Linked DNA regions of Homo sapiens: regions 1, 2 and 4 are each linked to region 3. A link is a loop called in an ENCODE intact Hi-C map of the cell type or tissue named here. Cell type or tissue: mammary epithelial cell. All regions are shown on one strand. Links, peaks and the distances in the headings refer to the core of each region. The heading gives the core; the rest is flanking DNA. Region 1 has its middle 30 kb from the start of LINC00923. Region 2 has its middle 130 kb from the start of LINC02351. Region 3 holds the start of LINC02351 (long intergenic non-protein coding RNA 2351). Region 4 has its middle 110 kb from the start of LINC02351.

The links. Hi-C counts contacts between places; a loop is a spot of excess contacts. Peaks named below come from ENCODE experiments on the same cell type or tissue, not always from the same donor. Only the 100,000 strongest peaks of a DNase experiment are listed, where the experiment ranks them.
Region 1: a loop joins it to region 3, with 10 times the contacts of the local background. A loop is called at or near these places in 56 of 110 quality-filtered maps.
Region 2: it touches region 3 in a loop (11-fold over the local background); 12 of 110 quality-filtered maps call a loop at or near these places.
Region 4: a loop joins it to region 3, with 16 times the contacts of the local background. A loop is called at or near these places in 107 of 110 quality-filtered maps.

What each region holds. Positions count from the first base shown.
Region 1 is chr15:97,902,038-97,907,060 of GRCh38, reverse strand. No RefSeq gene overlaps it. Among named protein-coding and RNA genes, the nearest start is that of LINC00923, 30 kb to the right of the region's middle. In mammary epithelial cell, for the core only: a CTCF peak has its summit at 2,748 (motif pointing left); a DNase peak (open chromatin) is centred at 2,750.
Region 2 is chr15:98,290,530-98,295,552 of GRCh38, reverse strand. No RefSeq gene overlaps it. Among named protein-coding and RNA genes, the nearest start is that of LINC02351, 130 kb to the left of the region's middle. In mammary epithelial cell, for the core only: a CTCF peak has its summit at 2,924 (motif pointing left); no DNase peak of the experiment used is centred there; H3K27me3 peaks cover 250 bases.
Region 3 is chr15:98,419,979-98,425,001 of GRCh38, reverse strand. It overlaps LINC02351 (long intergenic non-protein coding RNA 2351), which reads left to right and starts at 4,004. Exons shown (of 3, transcript NR_146567.1): 1 at 4,004-4,193. RefSeq lists enhancers at 2,270-2,845, 3,049-3,158, 3,423-3,998. In mammary epithelial cell, for the core only: a CTCF peak has its summit at 3,207 (motif pointing right); no DNase peak of the experiment used is centred there; H3K4me3 peaks cover 278 bases; H3K27me3 peaks cover 206 bases.
Region 4 is chr15:98,309,902-98,314,924 of GRCh38, reverse strand. No RefSeq gene overlaps it. Among named protein-coding and RNA genes, the nearest start is that of LINC02351, 110 kb to the left of the region's middle. In mammary epithelial cell, for the core only: a CTCF peak has its summit at 3,151 (motif pointing left); a DNase peak (open chromatin) is centred at 3,144.

The DNA of each region.
Region 1 (5,023 bases), core at 1,626-4,125, 520 kb after region 3:
TTGTAGTTTTTTTGTAGAGATGGGGTTTTGCCACATTGCCCAGGCTGGTCTCAAACTCCTGGGCTCAAGCGATCCACCTGCCTTGGCCTCCCAAAGTGCTGGAATTACATGTGTGAGCTACTGCGCCACACCTCTGACACCATTTGTAACGATGATAAGAATTGATATGAGTGCTGGTGCCCTGGAGTACTCTGCCACGACACTCAACTCAAACTGAGAGAATCAAAGAGGGGAGGAAAGACCAAACAGGAATGGGCTAAGTGAAGAGGGTAGGATGGGGAAGGAGGTCTAGCTTCTGGCATTGTTTTCCACTCCTTGGCTAGCATGTAAATTCTTTGTGGGAGGTCCACATCCTGTCTGTATTCTTCATAACTGGGTGTGAAAATAGGTGCATTGATCATAATGGCAATTTGGTCTTCTAGAAGATAAATTTAGGGCCACTGTCAACCTCACTGGTGAATTGTGCAAATTACAAATAGATGGTCCCTCTGAATGTATGTGACAGGCAAAAGGAAAGGCTCTCCCTCTAGGTGAAGGAAAAGACTCTAGGGTCTATGGCTTTGGGGTTGGCCCCATATGTCCCTTCAGCCAGGGACATACCTTGTTCAGCGTACCCCTTGCACACCATTGCCAATCAGAAGTCATTGATCATGTCCTCCAGATTCCTGGCTCCTGGTCGTGGAATGCGGCAACTCCATCTCTCCAGCGCTTGGTTCCCTGACGCCAGGAAGGAGAAGTGACAGAAGTGACACGTCTGTGTCCCATTGGGAAGGAGGTGAAATTGACCAGCACAAGATCTTTTCCAAGAGTGGGTTCTGATGGGGGCAACAGTAAGCAATCCCTCCAGGCTCCAGGGATCTGGGAATCTCTACTTGCTGTGCTTATCCTCAGAATCACTCTTCAAGACCCCAAGTGCTTGAACAGGGTAGAAAAGGAGTGATTCTGAGGATTAGCACGGCGAGTAGAGATTCCCAGAGACAGACTTGTCCTCCCTCCCAGAGAAGCCTGGTATGGCTTTCCTTAAACACACCCCTCCTTGCGTCTGTGCCTTGAAAATAACTTCAGGGAAAATAACTTTATTTATCCCTCATTATTTTTATGTGACTAATAAATTACAAATAATTCTGGTACTCCTTCCTAATAGCAATTAGGACAAACAATAAGAATCATTTCCGCTGCTTGACAATTAAGGTTCTAATGAGTGAAATTGAAGTCTTATGATGAGGATTTGGACAATTCATTAGTTGGAAGCATAAGCATTTAATAAAGCTAATGAAGTCTTTAGCTACATTTTCCAAACAAAACAAAACAAAAAAATGGACAGGAGAGACAGATGCCAGAAATAGGCCATATTCTTCACAATAGAGAAAAAACTTGCTAAGAGAAATCTTTCAAAAGGATATAAGAACAGAAAGTTAGAATGGTTTGAAATCTCCTGTACCATCGTGGAACAGTAGAAGCTCAACTAGTTTTGCCAATCTAAACGTACAGCTCCATGAATTTTTACATCTGCACACGCATGTGCAGCCACCATGCAAATTAAGAATGAACACAGTTCCATTACTCCAGAAAGTTCCCCCGTGTCCCTTTCCAGGCAATCAGCACCCCAGAGGCAACCACTGAGCTGTTGTCTGTCACTCTTAGTTTGCCTGTCCCAGAACTTCATCTGAACGGAACCAGAATCATTCAGCGCATAGCGTAGTCTTTTGTATCAGCGGCTTTCATTTAACCAAAAGCCACACTGTTGCTCTTTTCAGCAGCTCATTCCCTTGATTTTACATATTTATTTATTTATTCTAGACAGGGTCTCACTCTGTCACCCAGGCTGGAATGCAGTGGCACAATCTCGGCTCACTGCAACCTCCGCCTCCCGTGTTCAAGCCGTTCTCCTGCCTCAGCCTCCCGAGTGGCTGAGATTATAGGTGCGTGCCACCACGCACAGCTAATTTTTGTATCTTTAGTAGAGTCGGGGTTTCGCCGTGTTGGCCCGGCTAGTCTCGAACTCCTGACCTCAAGTAATTCCCCTGCGTGGGCCTCCCAAAGTGCTGAGATTACAGGCGTGAACCACCGCGCCCGGCCAGCAGCTCATTCCTTTTACTTGCTGAAAGCAATCCCATGGTATGAATATACCACAGTTCGTCCGTCCATTTTCCCATTTATAAACATTCGGATTGTTTCCAGTTTGGGGCGATTAGGAATAAAGCTGCTTTGAGCGTTCTTGTGCATGCGTTGTGGCGGTCAGCGCTCCTTCGTAACAGTGGAATTTCCATGTCACTGGGTGCAGTGTGTTGAATTTCACCAGAAACTGTCTTATGGGGTTTTTTTGTTTGTTTTGTTTTGTTTTAGCTAGCCCTCCTCCTCCTCCTCTCTTTCTACATGATCACTTTGTAAATGCTCATTATTGAACTCAGACCTCACCCATGGGCGCCAGCCACAAGGTTTAGAATGATTTTGTTCCTTCGGTTTCCTCCTGACCAGTCCTTCAAACCTCATTTTAACTAAGGAAAAACTAACAGAGGAGACAAACAGTCTGGTCATCACAACGTGCCTATACATCTCTGCAGGGGGTTGAGTGTGAAGAAATAAAAGGTGGCGTGTTACTCAGCAAACGCGACTAGGAAGGCAGCAAGAAGCCAGGGGCTGAGCAGAGCCTGCCGCCTGGGATGAGGTCCGGTGGAAAACCTCCCACTGCCGGGCTCTGGGAGCGGTGCGCGGAGGCGCCGCCTCGGGCTTCCTGGCTGTGCGGCGCCACCTCGCGTCGGCAGGGCCGGGTGTCGGGCTTGCTCAGTGCCTCATCTCCTGGGGGTTTGGGAAATCTCCAGGTCTGGGCGACGTCTGTTGCCAGAAACCAGAGAGCTCTTCTCAGCCTCTTTGGTCTTAATTGTCCACAGTTCCTGACCTCTCTGGAAAGGGCCCCTGAGTGAGCCTCTCGTATCTTGGCCCCTGAGTCCTCGCTGAACCAACAGGCCACCTTTATTCAGTTTCTTCTTCCTGCAGCCCCAAGACCATCACGACCATGGACAGCAGCCTGGGACCTGCAGAACTGCAGCGCTTTCCTCCCACCTCAGTCCTTCCACTGTCTCTCTGCTGGCGCTGCCTGGACACTTCTGCCAGGATGGAGTCATATTTTAAAAGTTCTTCCAGGAAGCCAGAAAGGAAATTGACAGTGAGAATCCACTTCCCTCGGATAGGATAGGTGTGCCAGGTTGTGGTGCCTTACTTGTTTAATCTTTCAACAAGCCTGTGAGGCAGGTATCATGATCCCATTTTTAAATGGGGGAAAATAAGGTTCAGAGAGGTTAAGGATTTTGCCCAAGGTCACACAGCAATTCTAGAAAGAACAAGATCACAAACTTATTACTGGCTGATTCCTCAGTACAATGGTGTTTTTCAGCAGTCCAATGTGCCCCCCTGCCTCCTTCCCCGCCCCCCACATCATTTCCTCCTCCCACCTCCACATCTTGTCCTGCTCTCCTGTAGATGCTCCTGCTTTCGATGCCACATGGTGCATTGTTGGGAAGGAACCCCAGTTGACCCTTTAGACTACTGCCTCAGCCCCCAGTCACTCTCCTTAGTCTCCTTGATAGGCCCCAACCAATTGCAGGCACCGATTTCCACCATTCTCCACCTGTGACCTCTAGCTCGTTGCTTATGGGAAAAAAAGAACCCGCCTGGGATTTGCAATGCTTTGGTCCTTTAATGCCATTTTCCCCCATAGTGATGCTTGTAATGAAGCAAGTAGAAAAACAATAATGTGGAGCAGGAAGGGTCTTTGAAGTCCACTTACTTCTGGCAGTGCCGGATAATAGGCGGGGAGCCAGAGTGTTTAAGGGTTTTGTCCAGCATGACTTAGCGGTGTGGACATCAGGGCCAGGATTGGTTAGAGGGAGGGCAAAAAGATATGCACTTACAGAAATTAAATTGGAGGGAAACAATCACCTGTCCAGGAGGCCTTGAGAGTCCACAAGCATGTCCTTCTACAGTCAGTGTAGAGGTGCTCTATTATGGATTGAATTGTGTTCCTCCAAATTCCATGTATGGAATTCCTACCCCCCAGTACCTCAGAATGTGACCCTATTTGGAGGTAGGGTCTTTACAAAGGTAATTAAATTAAAATGAGTCCGTTAGGGTGTGCCTTAATCCAATATGACTAGCGTCCTAATAAAGGGGAATGTGGAGAAAAACATGCCCACAGGGAGAACACCACGTGGAGATGAAGGCAGGCATCTGCCAGCCAGGAAACAGCAAAGATGGCCAGTGACCCACCAGGAGAGAGACCTGGAACGGGTTCTCCCTCGTAGCTCTTGAGAAGGAAGCATCCCTGCTGACACACCATGCTTTTAGTCTCCTAGGCTCCAAAACTGTGAGACGCCAAATTCCTGTGTTTAAGCCACCCAGTCTGCAGTGCTGTATTACAACAGCCTAGGAAATGAATGCATGCTCTACTGGCTTGCCAAGTTGATGAGGACAGAGTCAGACCCATGTGCTAAGGACGTCACGCTGATGACTATCCTCTGTCTGTGAGGGACTGTGTTAGGCATTTGCTAAAAGATTGCAATCTCTTTCCTCGTAAATCTGGATTGTTTCCACCCGGAAATGATATGAAACCAGTTAGAAATGCCAAACTCTTGTCTCACAAACCATTCTGGTTGAAAAGGAAATAACCTATTTTTGCAGGGCCAGGACTAAGGTGAGGGGAATGAGGCACCTGGGATGCAACACTTTCTCTCAGGTGCTGACTGCATGTTTGATCTGCTCTGAGACTTCACGTCTCCGGAAACTTTGCAGCCCAGGTGTATCTTTCACCTTACTCTCCTGCACACCCTGCCTATTTGCACCTGGAGCCAAAGAGAAGGAAATAAGCATGAAAGATGTCTAGACACTGACGTGTGACTGCTGGAACTGCTGTCACAAGCCCCAAGATGATTCTAGAAAAGGAAAGGCTCCTCTGGACAATGCCTTCATTCTCCTGGGGGGTTCTCCATTCACATTGCTGTGCACGGGATCGGAGTTATGATTTTCA
Region 2 (5,023 bases), core at 1,524-4,023, 130 kb after region 3:
AGTGGGTGCAGCGCACCAGCATGACACATGTATACATATGTAACTAACCTGCACAATGTGCACACGTACCCTAAAACTTAAAGTATAATAAAAAAAAAAAGAAAAAAAAAGATGTTAACTTTGGATGCTATCCTTAAAAAAAAAAAAAAAAAAAAAAAAAAAAAAAAAAATCCTTGTCTTTTAACACTAGAGGTCACTCTGCAACCGCAAATGCGAAATAAGCACCCTGGGGCTCCAGAAGGTCAGTACAGCTAATCTGTAGAAATTGCTGAACCATGAGCCAAATTTGTACCTAATTACGGGTTGCTTTGATGCAGCCCCGCTCCTATTAAAAGTTTCTCTCTTTCCTGCAGAATTGTGGATGTTGTGACTTATATGTTTCTACTGAGCCCTAATATTTCTCAGCTAAGCAGGGGCATTGCAGGCGCTGTAACCAAGAACACACATCTCTCTACATTCCAGGTTTTTGATGTTCATTATCCAGATGGAAAAGAGCATCTGCCGCTTGGGTATCAAATGGTGATAACTTGGTCTTTATTTCTTTATGAGACTGAGGTCGAGACAGATTTAACACAGCCCTGCATGTGGGCGTGCAAAGACTGCAGGCACAGCACGTTGTGCAGAAACGATTGACAAATATTTTCAGAGTTTCTCTGTCCTGTTTTTGGAGATACATAAAACTGACTCTGCATCCAGTGTATGGAAATAGGGTTATTTGCATCTATTGGGGATTGGAACCCGCAAATGGTTTCTTAATCGAAAATTAAAATCCTTGTGCAGCCTCCCTAGAAGACTTCAATTTCCTTTGGCTAGTTACCCTTTCGGAGTAATTAATGTTATTTCTGATTTGGATTCCTGAGAGTTTGGATATCTGTCTATGCAGTAATTTCACATATAATTGCATGCGAAAATGTGTGTTTTATTTCTTTACTGGCTCCTAATCTGTGGTATTTCTGTCTGTGATGGATGGGAGTTATGAGGGTCTTCACGGTCTCTTCGTTTAGGGAGAGTGGAATTCCTGAGCTGGGCAGGCAGAAAAGACCTGAATATCAAACAATGAAAAATAACGGGAATAGTGGGAGGTTGTCACTCTCTGCAATATCTTCCTGAGGCATGGATGGGAATTTTGCAACAGAGGCAGGTGATACACAGGAAATGCAAAGCTCTCTTCTTTGGAGGGCGGGCTCGGCTCCCATGCTAGAAGTGCCTTGACACTGGCAGCCTCAGCTGGGGTGGAGGGCAGTCTCCTTGCTGTTCCGCTTAGCCCCCAGCACTTGCAGCAGATGAAGAGCTGGTGTGGATAAAGTGGAGCTGCTGTGCTGCTCCTGGGTCCAATTCCTCACATGCGGGGGTGGCCACATTTAGGAAGAGTTTAGCCCTGGACCAGCCAGACCCCTTCCTCTCTGGATTATAGCACAATCGCGCAATCACCCTGACCTCCTCTGTGTTGGATTTTCTGTTGTATTTTGCTTAGATTTAGAGCACTCAGGGTGGTAGAGATCATGACTCTCTGTAAGGAGATAACAAAAATACGCTATGGTCACTTATCTCGGCACCTGGCCCGTCCAACCATCGATTTCCCATCTCGATTCACAAGGTGCTGAATGGAGCCGATCAATTTAACAGCACCGATGGGACTCAAATATTCCCATAATCTATATTATCAGTGGACTTCCTTCCTGATGTCCTCATCTGACCTGGTCACCGTGGCTTCTTGATCGGAGAAATTAAAGCAGGGATTGGGAGGTCTTTATAATGTGAGAATGTCGGCTTTAGCGTGGCCACTCTGGGGGACTGAGGGTTCACCATGCCCACACCCCTGCTGCGAATGCTTTTAGTAATGTGCACGCTTGGATTTAAATTAGGAGCCCCAATTAGTCTCTTGTTTTCTAGCAGCCTGCAAAAACACCATTTAGGGAGGAACTGTTTAGAAAGCAGGTTTTTACTTAATAAACAGTGATCAATCGAATTGATTAACCATGAACACATTCCCACTGAGTCTGTGGGTGGCGCTTGTTGTTGATAATTGCGGTTCGTGAGTACAAGACTATTAAGTGGCTGCTCATAGACGATTTCCCAGCCCTTTCACCTAAGAGAACTGGGGGCGCGCTCTGGGGGTGCCGGCAACTGTTGACAGCATTTTTTGGGTTGGGGCTGTGCCTGAGCCAGCCTCTGCCCCCAGCAGGCCTTTGGAGCATCTCTATCAATTGTGGCCATTTACTAGACACTGGCAGACATTTTTGTAAACCTCGCATCTGTTTTTTCACTAATTCACGCGGTAATTAGGTGTTCTCACGCCGGCTTTGTGGCTTTCCATAAACGGTAAGTGGAACCGCCTGTGCGTTAGAATTAGTGCTGTGTTCTGTGCGAGGCTTATTACCACCGAGGCTCTCTCTCTGCTCGCTGGAACGGCAGCTAGAAAACTGGGAGGAGAGCTTCCTGGCAGCATTAGCAAACTAGCAGCCCCTGAAGGGCGACGAGAAAGATGTAAGTGAGGGCGGGTTCGGCGGGAGAGCCCCCGGTTGCCCTGCGCGGTTGCGGCGCGCGCCTGGAGTTGCGCTTGATGAACGCAGCCCGGGGGCGCAGCGAGCACGGCCGGGCGGGCTGCCCCGGGGCTCCGGGCCCAGCTCCCAGCCCAGGGGACGGACTGTTCTTTGTGGGACAGAGGGGAGAGGACGCCTGCCATTTGGAACCCCTGCTGATGCTCCAGCTCATTTTGGGCAGGTTTCTGAGCCTCTCTTGGCGTAGTTTACCTAATTAACAAAAGTACAGAATAGCAACGCAATGTCTTCTGTTATGTGGGTTAGAACGCCCTTTATGCCCTCGGTGCTGGCCCTGGGTAAACGGGAAGCCGCCAGAGGGCTGGGTGACTTTACAGGTGCCTTGACCAAGGGCTCCTCGGGGCCGAGTGATCTCCTGCGCCCTCTAGCGGTGTGCATACCAACTCTCCGTGGACACCAACCTAGTGGTCCTGGATCTTCACCCTGAGTCAACGGCCCTGCCCCAGCCCTAGAGGTTTTCCTTGCGCTGAGGAAGGGACCCAGGCCTTGGTGTTTTTTACAAGCGCCCCAGGAGATTCTAACGTGCCTCCAAGCTGGAGAACTTCTGCTAGAAACCAAGGCAAGACAGAGCCACCGTGATAGGTGGTAAACCATATGTGCTTGAAAGTATGTTTATTACTTATGTGTTTATTATTATTATTTTAAACATAACATTTACCCGTGGGTAGTTTTGTTTTTTGTTTTTTGTTTTTGAGATGGAGTCTCGCTCTGTTGCCTAGGCTGGAGTCCAGTGGCTCAATCTCAGCTCACTGCAACCTCTGCCTCCCGGGTTCAAGCAATTCTCCTGTCTCAGCTTCCCAAATAGCTGAGACTACAGGCGCATGCCACCATGCCTGGCTAATTTTTGCATTTTTAGTAGAGACAGGGTTTCACGATATTGGTCAGGCTGGTCTTGAACTCCTGACCTCAGGTGATCCACCCACCTCAGCCTCCCAAAGTGCTGGGATTACAGGCGTCAGCCACCCGCCCAGCACTTACCTATGGGTAGTTCTAATTTGGCAATTTCCAATCCTCTGGGAAGACTCTGCAGATTGTCTGGGCTAACAGCTATTCCAAGCCCTCCTCTCTCTTTCCACCTTCTGCTAGAGGCTGAAGAAACTAAATCAGTAAGTGATTTCTTAGTCTCTCTTAATGCAGGGGTGGCCGTGTGACACAATGCTAGTCAATATGATGTAAGTATAAGGAAAAGTCCACTCGGGTGTTTCTGGAAAAGCTTTTTTCATCTTTTTTTTTTCCTGTTAAAAATAGATATAGAAGATCACCACCCACTTTTCTCTTCCTCTTGCTTTAGATGTAGATGTGATGTCTGGAACTCATGCAGCTATCTTGCAACGACCAGGATGAGGCTAAGAGAATAGGAGAGATCCTTGCTCAAACAGGGTAAGCCAACCCCAGAAGCAACTTGCCTCCAGACTTTTTATCATGAGGAAAAATAAATCCCTAAACGTTTAAGCCATTGGTAGGTTATATGTTAGTTGCAGTCAAATAATTCATAACAAATATACTTTCAGATGAGATATCATGATGAAATGCTGCCTAGAAGAGAAATCAAAAGAAAAATAAAACTTTTTGAAGTGCATGCAATGGGCCAGGCCCTGGGCTTTCACATGCATTATTTCATGCAGTACCAAAGACATTGGTGTCATTATTACTATTTCCATTTGTTGAGAAAACTGAGGTTGAATAATTTTCCTTTTATCAAACAATGTGTTTAGTATGAAGGACCAATTATGAAATGCAAGAGTCAAATTTTCAGAGAGTTTTATTTGTCTCCAGAGCCCATGCCTTTTCTTAGAATTTTTTCCTTCTACTGCCTCTTGCTTGCCAAGAAGAGATGCTGCAGTCAAGCCTTGCTGGGGAGGCTGGAGAGGGCAGCCAGGCTGCCTCAGCTGGAAGCAGGGACACAGGGGTGACTGCAGTGCCGTCAAGCAGAATATGGCATGTCTAACTCTAAGAACCTTGAACTGCCTCCCCATCCCCACAGCACACACAACAGTGATGGTGGCCCTGGGAGGAATTAGCTGGCCAGGATCTGGAGCCAGCCTCTTACATCAGAGAGAGATGGACAGAGTGGTGCAGCATGGTGGAACCACATGCTGGAGTAGAGAACCTGGGAAGGGAGGGGAACAAAGCTCCTGGCAACTTCTTGAGGGAATGTTTACTTTATTTTGTTTTTTTGAGATGGAGTTTCGCTCTTGCTACCAGGACTGGAGTGCAGCGGCATAATCTTGGCTCATTGCAACCTCCACCTCCTAGGTTCAAGAGATTCTCCTGCCTCAGCCTCCTGAGTAGCTGGGATTACAGGTGTCTGCCACCAAGCCTGGCTAATTTTTTGTATTTTTAGTAGAGACGGGGTTTTACTGTGTTGGCCAGGCTAGTCTCGAACTCCTGACCTCAGGTGATCCACCTGCCTCGACTTCCCAAAGTGCTGGGATTACAGGCGTGAACCACAGCACCTGGCT
Region 3 (5,023 bases), core at 1,718-4,217:
AAGTATAATAATGAGTTGACTTAAGAAAATAAGTAAACAAAAATACAAGTGGCAAAATCGTGAGGATGACATGGAAATGAATATGTTTGTTAAACCACTAAAAAGGCTGGGAAGAAGTCTCCTAAATGGAGAGCAATGAACCGACCAGCACCTGGGGCAGGGCGGGGAGGCAGGGCGGCGCCTTGGTAAAACTTCCTCAGGGATTTTTCATCCTTCCTGTGTTTTCTCCTCCTCCTCTCTCAGGTTTGTGATCATCCTCTCTCCTCACTTCCTGTACAACAAAGAGAAAACACAGAACTGGGAGTCTGGTTAAGTGGCAGAACACAGCTGGAATGTTGATGTGGCTTTGTGTTCACAGCAGGTGACCTTGGGTGGGAAGTTTGACTCTCTGAGCCTCAGTCTCCTCACCTGTGAAAAGGGGATGATGATATCCTAGTCCTGGTGTTGCTAGGTGGTGCAATAAGCTGATGTAGGTGGAGGCGTCTCAGCTGTAAGGTGGAGCAGCTGTTCCACAGTGCAGATCAGAGGGCAGTCCATCCAGCAGGTGTCATCTGCCTCCTGCATTCATTTTCTCCACTTCCAGAATAGCCCGATTTTTGCCTGAAATCCCTCTCTGCCTCTTACCTGGTGGTTAGAATAAGGCAGGTGACCCAGGCCTAAGCCAGTCAGAGCATAGGATTCTCCTGGGTCACGCAGGGTGGCAAGTTGGCTTGAGCTGGTCCAGACAGAATGAACCTCAGATGCCCGAAAAGAGTAGAAGTAAGTGTGAAAAAGCTGCTGCCATCTTGTGACTACAGGGCAGGGCCAGAAAGTGGAATGGGAGCTGAGAGATGGGGAGACCTGGGAACTTGGGATTTACTGAGTCTCTGAACCCAGCTCTGACTGAAGCCAGAACTACTCCTAGAGTTTTCAGTGACAAGAGTTAAAAATCTTCCGCTTTTGCCCAAGTTAATTCGAGTTGGTTTTCTGCCCCTGAAACCAACAGTCCAGACTGACACATTCCTTCTCCGAAGTCTACTATCTTTTGTAATAATGGAGGGAAAAGAGAATGGTTATATGCAACCACAGATGGTTAGAGCTGTACAGGCCTTCAGGATGATCCAATTCTTCCTATTTGCTTGAAGCATGACTTCCTTGGGCCTTAGGGACTTTTGCCTTCATAGGCCCCTTCCTCCATAAAAATATTAAAAAATATATTTTGGCACTGTGTTAGTATAAAGACAAACATACTCCAAGACAGATTGTATTTACTTACTTTTCTAAAAAATAAATTAAAATATTTCCTTGGGCCTTGGACAAGATGCCTATGTACTTAATGGATAAATCAACTCCGGCGGTGTTAACTTTTCTTGCTTGTATACTTTTTTTTCTTTTTTCTTTTCTTTTTTTTTTTTTTTTGAGATGGAGTCTCACTGTGTTTCCCAGGTTGGAGTGCATGGGCGCAATTGCAGCTCACCGCAATCTCTGCCTCCTGGGTTCGAGCGATTCTCCTGCCTCAGCCTCCTGTGTAGCTGGAATTACAGGCACGTGCCACCATGCTCGGCTAAATTTTTGAATTTTTAGTAGAGATGGGGTTTCACCATGTTGGCCAGGTTGGTCTTGAACTCCTGACCTCAGGTGATCCTCCAGCCTCGGCCTCCCAAAGTGTTGAGGTTACAGGCTTGAGCCACTGTGCCCAGCCTGATGTATACATTTTTGTCATGGGCATACATTTGTGATGAACAGTTGGTTCCTAGGGCAGGCACATCACTCTTCAGCTGATCTACAGCACATATTAACGGCCACATCAATGAAGGCCATTTATGAATTAATAGAACAGGTATAACAATATTATGGATCCCGGTGGGTGAGGGCTCAGACTAGTGATCACTTCCGATTGGCTGAATGCATTTGTGGTCTGATTAGGCTGAATGTGATGGGGATGGAGTGCACAGCAATGCTTACTTCTGATTGGCTGAATACGCTTGCTGTCTGACTGGCTGGAATGTAACAGGACGGCACTAAAGAGCACTGCTCACCTCCGATTGACTGAATGCACACGTGGTCTTGTTGGCCTAAGTGTTAGCCAGAGACCCACAGACTGCAGGCTGAAGAACCAACCCTCTCATGAAATCATGGTGGTTGTATCAGAACAGAAACTTCTCATTTGTGTCGATAAATCTCTAGCATAAAATGTCGCCAGTGCAATTCTGTCTGTAAAGGTAGTGGAAATCCACGAGCGTTTATGTTGCACAGATGACCTCAGACCTGTCCTCCACAGAATGTAAGCCTCCAGAGTGTAAGCATCTTGCCCTCACTGACTGTCTGGATGCTGCCTTGGGGACCAACAGCCTTTGCAGGCCTGGGGCTGGGTCCGACTTCAACTCCTGGTGGATCTGGGCTGCCAGAGCTCAGCGGGTGGGAGAGAGCTCCACGTTCAGCTCCATCGTACCCCCTTTCCCATGCCCCCAAAGCGCCTCTCTGGCTTTTCCTGAAAAGTCCCACACTGAGGCTCTGGAACTCTGCCATTGTAGGTGGAGCAGGGTAAGTGTAGACCACGGGAATTTTCAAATATTCAGGAAGAAGTAGCCCAGCTTAAATAGCCATGAGGCTTAAGAGTGGGTCTGAAGGTGCGCCCCGGACCAGCAACATCAGCATCAGCATCAACAGAGGACTTGCTAGAAATGCAGATCCTCAGCTCTCACCCCAGACCTGCGAATCACAGCCTCAGGGAGGCCCGGGAATCCTTGTTTCAACAAGCGCTCCGGGGGACGCCGATGCACGCTCAGGGGTGGGGACCTGCGCTCTGTAGGGTACCTTCCCTGAGAACACAGTTTTTTCCTTCCTTTGGAGGAGGATTTTCTGTGACAGCTTTGCTGACCCGCACTCCCCGCAAACAGGCTCCCGGGCCGGCTCTAGCCCAGACAGACAGGCCCTAAGACCCCATCGGCGGCGGCGCACCGGGGGTCCCACTAGCCCAGGAGAGCTGAGAATCCCGCTATAGCGTCCCCTTTTAGCGCTCTCCACCAAGCCGAATAGGTCAAAATCCTTTAAGCGTTTTGGCCTTGACTTCTCTTACTGAGGCGGCAGCGATAGCTAACCTGTTGTTTAAGAAGCTCCCAAGGCCGCGCTGCCGCGCTGTGACCACGCATCGGAGGGAACACGTTTTCCTGCGGACGGTGGATCCCGGGTCGCGGCGCGCGCTCCGCAGCCTCCCCGCGCGGCCACTAGATGGCGCTGTTGCACTTTCCTATCGGCTCCCGGGGCGCGCCCGCCTCCTGGCTTCCCGCGGTCCCACCAGAGTCCCCGAAGTGTAAAAACAACGTGCCGCTGTGAGCCGAGGCCGGTCTCACTGAGATGCCCGGGAAACGATGTGCAGCCAGGAGGCTTGGCCGAGAGGGAACGCTGACTGCGGGACTGTGGCTGCAGAGCCTCTCAGGGCTTTACACGTCTCCCTCTCCACGCCCCGCACGCTGCCCCCACTGAAGCCCAAGCCCCTTGGGGTGGCAGAGTAGGACTGCAGGGCTGGGCATGTGCGTGAGGGGTCTGCGGTCGCTGAGGGAGCAGAGCAGGGACGGCAGGGTCGGGCCGGGGCCGAGGAGACGCTGGCTGCAGGGGGCTGCGGGACACACGCAGCAACCACGGCCTTTCCAGCAGCAGTCTCCTTGGAGGATGAGGCCGTAATGGCGATAGTAATAAACACAGGGCGGCAATGAGAACAAACGCACTGAGCCCTCACTGCACCCCTACTAGGGAGGGACTGTGGTGTCCCCAGTACACAGGTGGGGAAGTGGAGGCAGGATTCCAAACCAGGCCTCTGATTCCAGGGCCTCCTTGCCCCAAGCCAGAGACCCCAAGGTCTGCAGTAGAGGTCCTAGGAGCTGTGGTGTCCCGATTGAGGGGGCTGCCCCAGCCTGGGGCCTTCTTGGGATGTGTCTCTCCTCATTGGCTCCAGGGGCAAGGAGGAGCCACGGGACCCAGGATTCCCGACTGTTCCACCCAAGGCCCCACCTCCTCCCTCAGCGCAGCTTTGCAGGCGCTGGGGCTCCCAAAGGACGGAGCTTTGAATCCACCTGGGAGGCTTAAGAGAAAGTGCTGAGTCCCCCATGCCCTACCCCTGAGACTGCTGACAGGCATCGCTGAGGGCTGCAGCTTTGGAATCGGGCATCTTCTGAGGAAGAGAAAGGCACCACAGCCACGGCACAGAAGACTAGGTGAGGGCAGTGGGAAACCTCTGCACCAGGGCAAGCGGTCGGCCAGAGCCGACGTGTCCATAGGGACCAGATGGAGAGGGGGAGGTGGATGAACATGAAATACGAGTGCAGGAAATTGCTGTGTAGACAGCACCCCTGGAGCTGAGCGAGGCTCCCGGCAGGGTCTCCTCTCAGTGACTGGCGCTCCGCTCACCTAATTGCTCAATCTGGGATGCCTGGGAGCTGCCCTCGCCGCTTTCTTGCTGCGTGTTCTCGGGCAAATGCTTCAACGAGCCCCTCAAGACCACCCCTCAAATGCCCCGCTCCTCAAGCCTCCCTCAGCTCTTGCTTTAGTGTTCCAGAAACACACTCTAATTCAGGTTTCTGGTTTTACTTTCTCATAGGGCTCTGTGTTAGGGCGTTCGTGTATTGTTAGAAAGAAATACCTGCAGCTGGATAATTTACAAACAGAATGAGTTTAATTGGCTCACAGTTCTGCAGGCTGTAGCGCATGGTACCAGCACCTGCCTCTGGGTGGGGGCCTCAGGAAGCTTCCAATCATGGCGGAGGGCGGGGGGTGGGGTGGGAAGCCAGCATCACAGGCGAGAGCAGGAGCAAGAGAGAGGGAGAGTGTCACACACTGTTAAACAACCAGGTCTCAAAGAGTCACCCACTGTGGTGGGGACAGTACCAAGCAGGCCATACCCCCGGGATCCGCCCCCATGGCCCAAACACCCCCCACAGGACCCACCTGCGACATTGGGGTTTACACTTCAACATGAGATTTGGAGAGACAAACAGCCAAATTATATCAGCCCCCCCAGTTTACTGCCTTAAGATTTTTTTTTTTT
Region 4 (5,023 bases), core at 1,725-4,224, 110 kb after region 3:
ATAAGTGCTGGGATAACAGGCGTGAACCACTGCGCCTGGCCCCATTTTTTTTTTTTTTTATAAAACGGCCCTAGTTTTATAAAACTAGCAAACATAAAAACTAGCAAACATAAAAAAATTTGCTTTGGAGTTGACACCTTCCTCCAGTTGCCTGCCGCTCCCTGGAGAAGGCGGCCACAGCCTCAAGTATTCATTCTTTCTTGTATCTCCTGACCTTCCAGGCCTTGGTTTGAAACTCATCTTCTCCATTGAATTATCTCTTTCCTTCTTCCGAACGCTTTTCAGAACTTCGATGATCCATACCTTGTATCATCAGGGTGGCAGCTGCATCCCACAGTGGCTGTCAAGGGAGGTGTTTTTGTAGTTTTTATAAAGTGTTGCTGGTGAGGATGTGGAGAAATAGGAATGCTTTTACACTGTTGGTGGGAGTGTAAATTAGTTCAACCATTGTGGAAGACAGTGTGGCAATTCCTCAAGGATATAAAACCAGAAATACCATTTGACCCAGCAATCCCATTACTGGCTATATACCCAAAGGATTATAAATCATTCTACTATAAAGACACATGCACACATATGTTTATTGCAGCACTATTTACAATAGCAAAGACTTGGGACCAACCCAAATGCCCATCAATGATAGACTGGATAAAGAAAATGTGGCACATATACACCATGGAATACTAGGCAGCCATAAAAAAGAATGAGTTCGTGTCCTTTGCAGGGACGTGGTTGAAGCTGGAAACCATCATCCTCAGCAAACTAACACAGGAACAGAAAACCAAACACCGCATGTTCTCACTTCTAAGTGGGAGCTGAACAATGGGAACACATGGACACAGGGAGGGGAACATCACACACTGAGGCCTGTCGGGGGTTGAGGGGAAAAGGGAGGGAGAGCATTAGGACAAATACCTAATGCATGTGGGGCTTAATACCTAGACGACGGGTTGATGGGTGCAGCAGACCACCATGGCACATGTATACCTATGTAACAAACCTGCACGTTCAGCACATGTATCCCAGAACTTAGAATAAAAATAAAAAATAAACAAATAAATAAATAAAAAGTGTGGTGCTTTCCTGAGCAACACTGTGAAGCTTTCCACAACCAATCACACATGATTTTTAAAAATTTCTTATGGTTAGAGAAATAATCAAGTCACATGTGCTCCAGACGTGGACTTGTTTATGACCACGGGTATGTCTTTACGTGTCTGTCTCTCTCACTTGCAGGGTTGTTTTTGTTTTTTGTTTTTTTTTTAAATGTATCTGCTTTTCTAGGCCTCTTAGTCCCACAGGATTTCTTCACAGGATTTTCCACTTTCTCAGAAGGCAATTTTCTAATGCAGGGCTGACGATTACAGTAAGACACACATCTTTAAACAATGCCTACATTAGGTCAGCAGGGAGGGTGCCCCCATCCTGGGACTGCAGAACAATGTCGTGCGTTCTCTGTGTAGGTGCAGGAGCACCAGAGAGTGAATTCTGGGTAAATCTTTTTGCAAAGCTTTCCAACAACTAGTAAGGCATCCTGTAATACTGCAAGAGTGCAGTGATTCTATCACAGCTCACTGCAGCCTCGACCTCCAGGCTCACGCGATCCTCTCGCCTCAGCCTCTTGAGTGGCTGGGACCACAGACACATGCCCTCTTAGGGCAGTTACAAGGATGAATATAGAATTCCAGGGCAGGGGGTTGAGTGGGGAAGGGCCATTTTGGGGGTGTGCACTGACATCAGTGTAGGGCCTCTGAGAGAAGCAGCCCATTTGCCACTGTGTGGGGCTTCAGCCATGAACTGCTGCTCTGACCTGCCTTTCCCATGTGCAACTGTGGCCAAAGCAGCATGAAGGGCTGCAAACCAGGTTCGCCTCTGTTATCCTCGTGCCATACATGGGGGAACGACTCTAGCGAGCAGCCCATGAAGGATTGTTAGAAAGAGAGGACCCAAGGAACTTGGGAGGGATTCATGGGAAATCAAAGAAAAAAGGCAGAAGGATGATGAGGACAAAACCAAAAGTTCCTTCTGAGGGAGCTGGGTAAGTTCTGCCTTGGGTCTCTGTTTTCTTTCCTTCTTTCTTTCCTTCCTTCCTTTCTCTCTCTCTCTCTCTATCTCTTTTCTTTCTTTCTTTCTTTCTTTCTTTCTTTCTTTCTTTCTTTCTTTCTTTCTTTCTTTCTTTCTTTCTCTTCTTTTCTTTTCTCTTTTCTTTTCTTTCTTTTTTGACAGTCTTGCTCTGTCGCCAGACTGGAGTGCAGTGGCGCCATCTCTGCTCACTGCAGCCTCCGCCTTCCAGGATTCAAGCGATTCTCCTGACTCAGCCTCCCAAGTTTTAATGTGTACAGAGGCAGCACCTGAAGGCTCTCTGTGGCTTCTACTAGTCCAGGGAGACAGGAAGTCAGAGGTCTCTGTGTGGACACTAGGAGAGGGGACAGAGAACCTCCTGGGAAGCAAGTCACTCACATGGGCCAGGGCCGGAAAGCCCTCAGGGAGAGCAGAGAAGACAGTCACCAGGGTCTGTGGCTGGTGTCTGGGTTGATGTAACACTTTTTTTTTTTTTTTTGCAGTTAGTTTGCTAACGTCAATTCTGAGTTAGAGATGCTCACAAGACATGTGTGGGCTAAGAGATGTCTCCATGTTCAACACACACTAGACAAACTTAATTATTCATAAGAATATTGGAGCACTTCAGGCTGTGCAGAGGCAGCTTTTAGATGGTGAAGACAGAGCTAGTTTTTTTCAAACGGTGCTGGAAAGATAGGGCTAGTTTTTGGATTTTGTTTCACATTTTTTTCAGACAAGCTGGTAAATGTTGACTTAAAGCATTATTTTGGGTCAGGTTTACATAGAGTGGCAATGAAACATTTCACTGGATAAAGGAATAGGGGGAAAAGAGCTCCAGGGTTTCTTGCCTCTGGCTTTGTAGCTTTCTTGCATCACTAGGGGATTGCTTCTGCAAATGGAGTGGGAAAAACCAAAGCTTTGGAATAGATTCTAAGTGAATGGGGAGAAACAAATGTAGGGTGAACACACACACAAGCCAGACAGAACCTTGGTACAAAAATCAGATGCGCCATAAAAACTGTTTCACTTTAGGAATGATGTCTAGATTTGAAATGCTTGGTTTAAAACGACTATTACGTCACCGCCACCTGCTGGCCAGAAACGGTATTAGCTTAAAGCTCCATTAGAGAAAAGGTCTTCTTGGGGTGGAGTAACTGATTGGGCTGCTCATGGTTATTTTTGTGTGGAAAGAGTCTTTCTCCGAGAAAATCTGCTTTTATTTTCTCTTCTTCTGTCTAGAAAATGTTCTGTTATTTTTAAATGAACATTTTAAAAATTTATAAAGACGTAGTGTTAGGAAATTTAGAAAATACAGAAAAGTGTAAGAACTATAGTTTATATATTTACACATTTTCCTAGCATGAAAATATTTGAAAAAACTCCAACAAAATTGGTATTTATTATACATATGAATTTGTTTCATTTAGTTATTGAATTAGTTTTTTATCATGAAATATTTTAAACATACACCAAAATACAAAACATAACAGATGCCCAACTGGATTTAACTCATTTTTAAAATTTTGCTACATGTTTTCCCTAAAATTTTCTTTTGGAAAATACTACTTTACAGGTACAAATGAAATTCACATCTGTCCCCACCCTCAACATCCAGTTTCCCCTATTATTCCCCAGATAGTACCACTATCTTAAAAATGATATGCAACACTTTTTGTTTTTATAGTTTTGCTTTATATGTTTTAAATTGTACATGATTGAGAAATACTCTATTCTTTATTCAACTTTTTTTTCACTGAACGTTATGTTTATGAACTTTATTTACGTTTATATAGGTAGACCTAGTAGATTCATTTTTACAAATAGCTGAATTAAAAAATCTTATCTGGAAGTATTGATCTTTAACTGGAGAGTTTAATCCATTTATATTTTTTGTGAATATGTTTAGATGTATTTCTGCTATATTCTTTTTGTTATCTGTTTATTGTGCTTTGTTTTAAACATATTTTTGTTTTCTGTCAGAGGCTGTGTATTTAAATTTTTTTTTCTTCATCTACTTGTTTTGAAGTTATGTTTACTATTTCTCTTCTACCCTTCAATTTATACTATGCCTACTTAACAAGTCTAAACATAACAATTATTGCTTCTTTCTCCAGAAGAGTACAAAGACCTTAGAATGTTTTAAATTGCTTTTACATTTCTCCCATCTTCTATCTTATGCTTTTTAGGATTTTAAATTCTATTGTTTTAAATCACTATATTAGTGGTCATATCATCATCATCACCACTACCACCACCACCACCATCATCATCATCATTACCAATCAGTACTTAGTTAGCATTGAGAAAAAGGCCAAGCAAATATGAAGCAAAGAAAGCCAGAATAGCAGTCTTACTCCTTTTTGTTCTTTCATTTTTGCCTTGAATTAAGTCTATCTATCTATCTATCATCTATCCATCTGTCTGTCTGTCTGTCTATCTACCTACCTACCTGTATATCTAAAGGAACAATTTAGTCTCAAGCACAATGTGGCAGAAGTACAAGGAAAATAAATGAATCAACAATGTTAATAGTCTTGGAAACTGATAGATTAAGGAGACAAATAAGTACGAAGATATATAAAATTGAGTAATACAATTAACCAATACTAGGCATCACATTTTATTACATTTTCGTCAATCTGATAGTTGCTAAATTCCAACTTATTTGTTTTAATTTGGATTTAAAATTATTATTGAGATTAGGTATTTTTTCATACATTTATTGGAAGTTTGTAGTCATTTTTGTGTATAATTAACTCTTCATGTTTATTGGAGATGTTTGTTTTTACTGAGTTGTAAGAACTGTTTGTATATAAAAGTTATTAAATGTTTATTTGTTATATACGTTAAAATATTTTCAGATTTATCATTTGTCTTAATTTTGCCTATTCTTTTTTAGGTCTTATTTTAAATTTTAATGTTTATATACTGCATTCTAGATATCTTCTTTGGAAAAAGATTC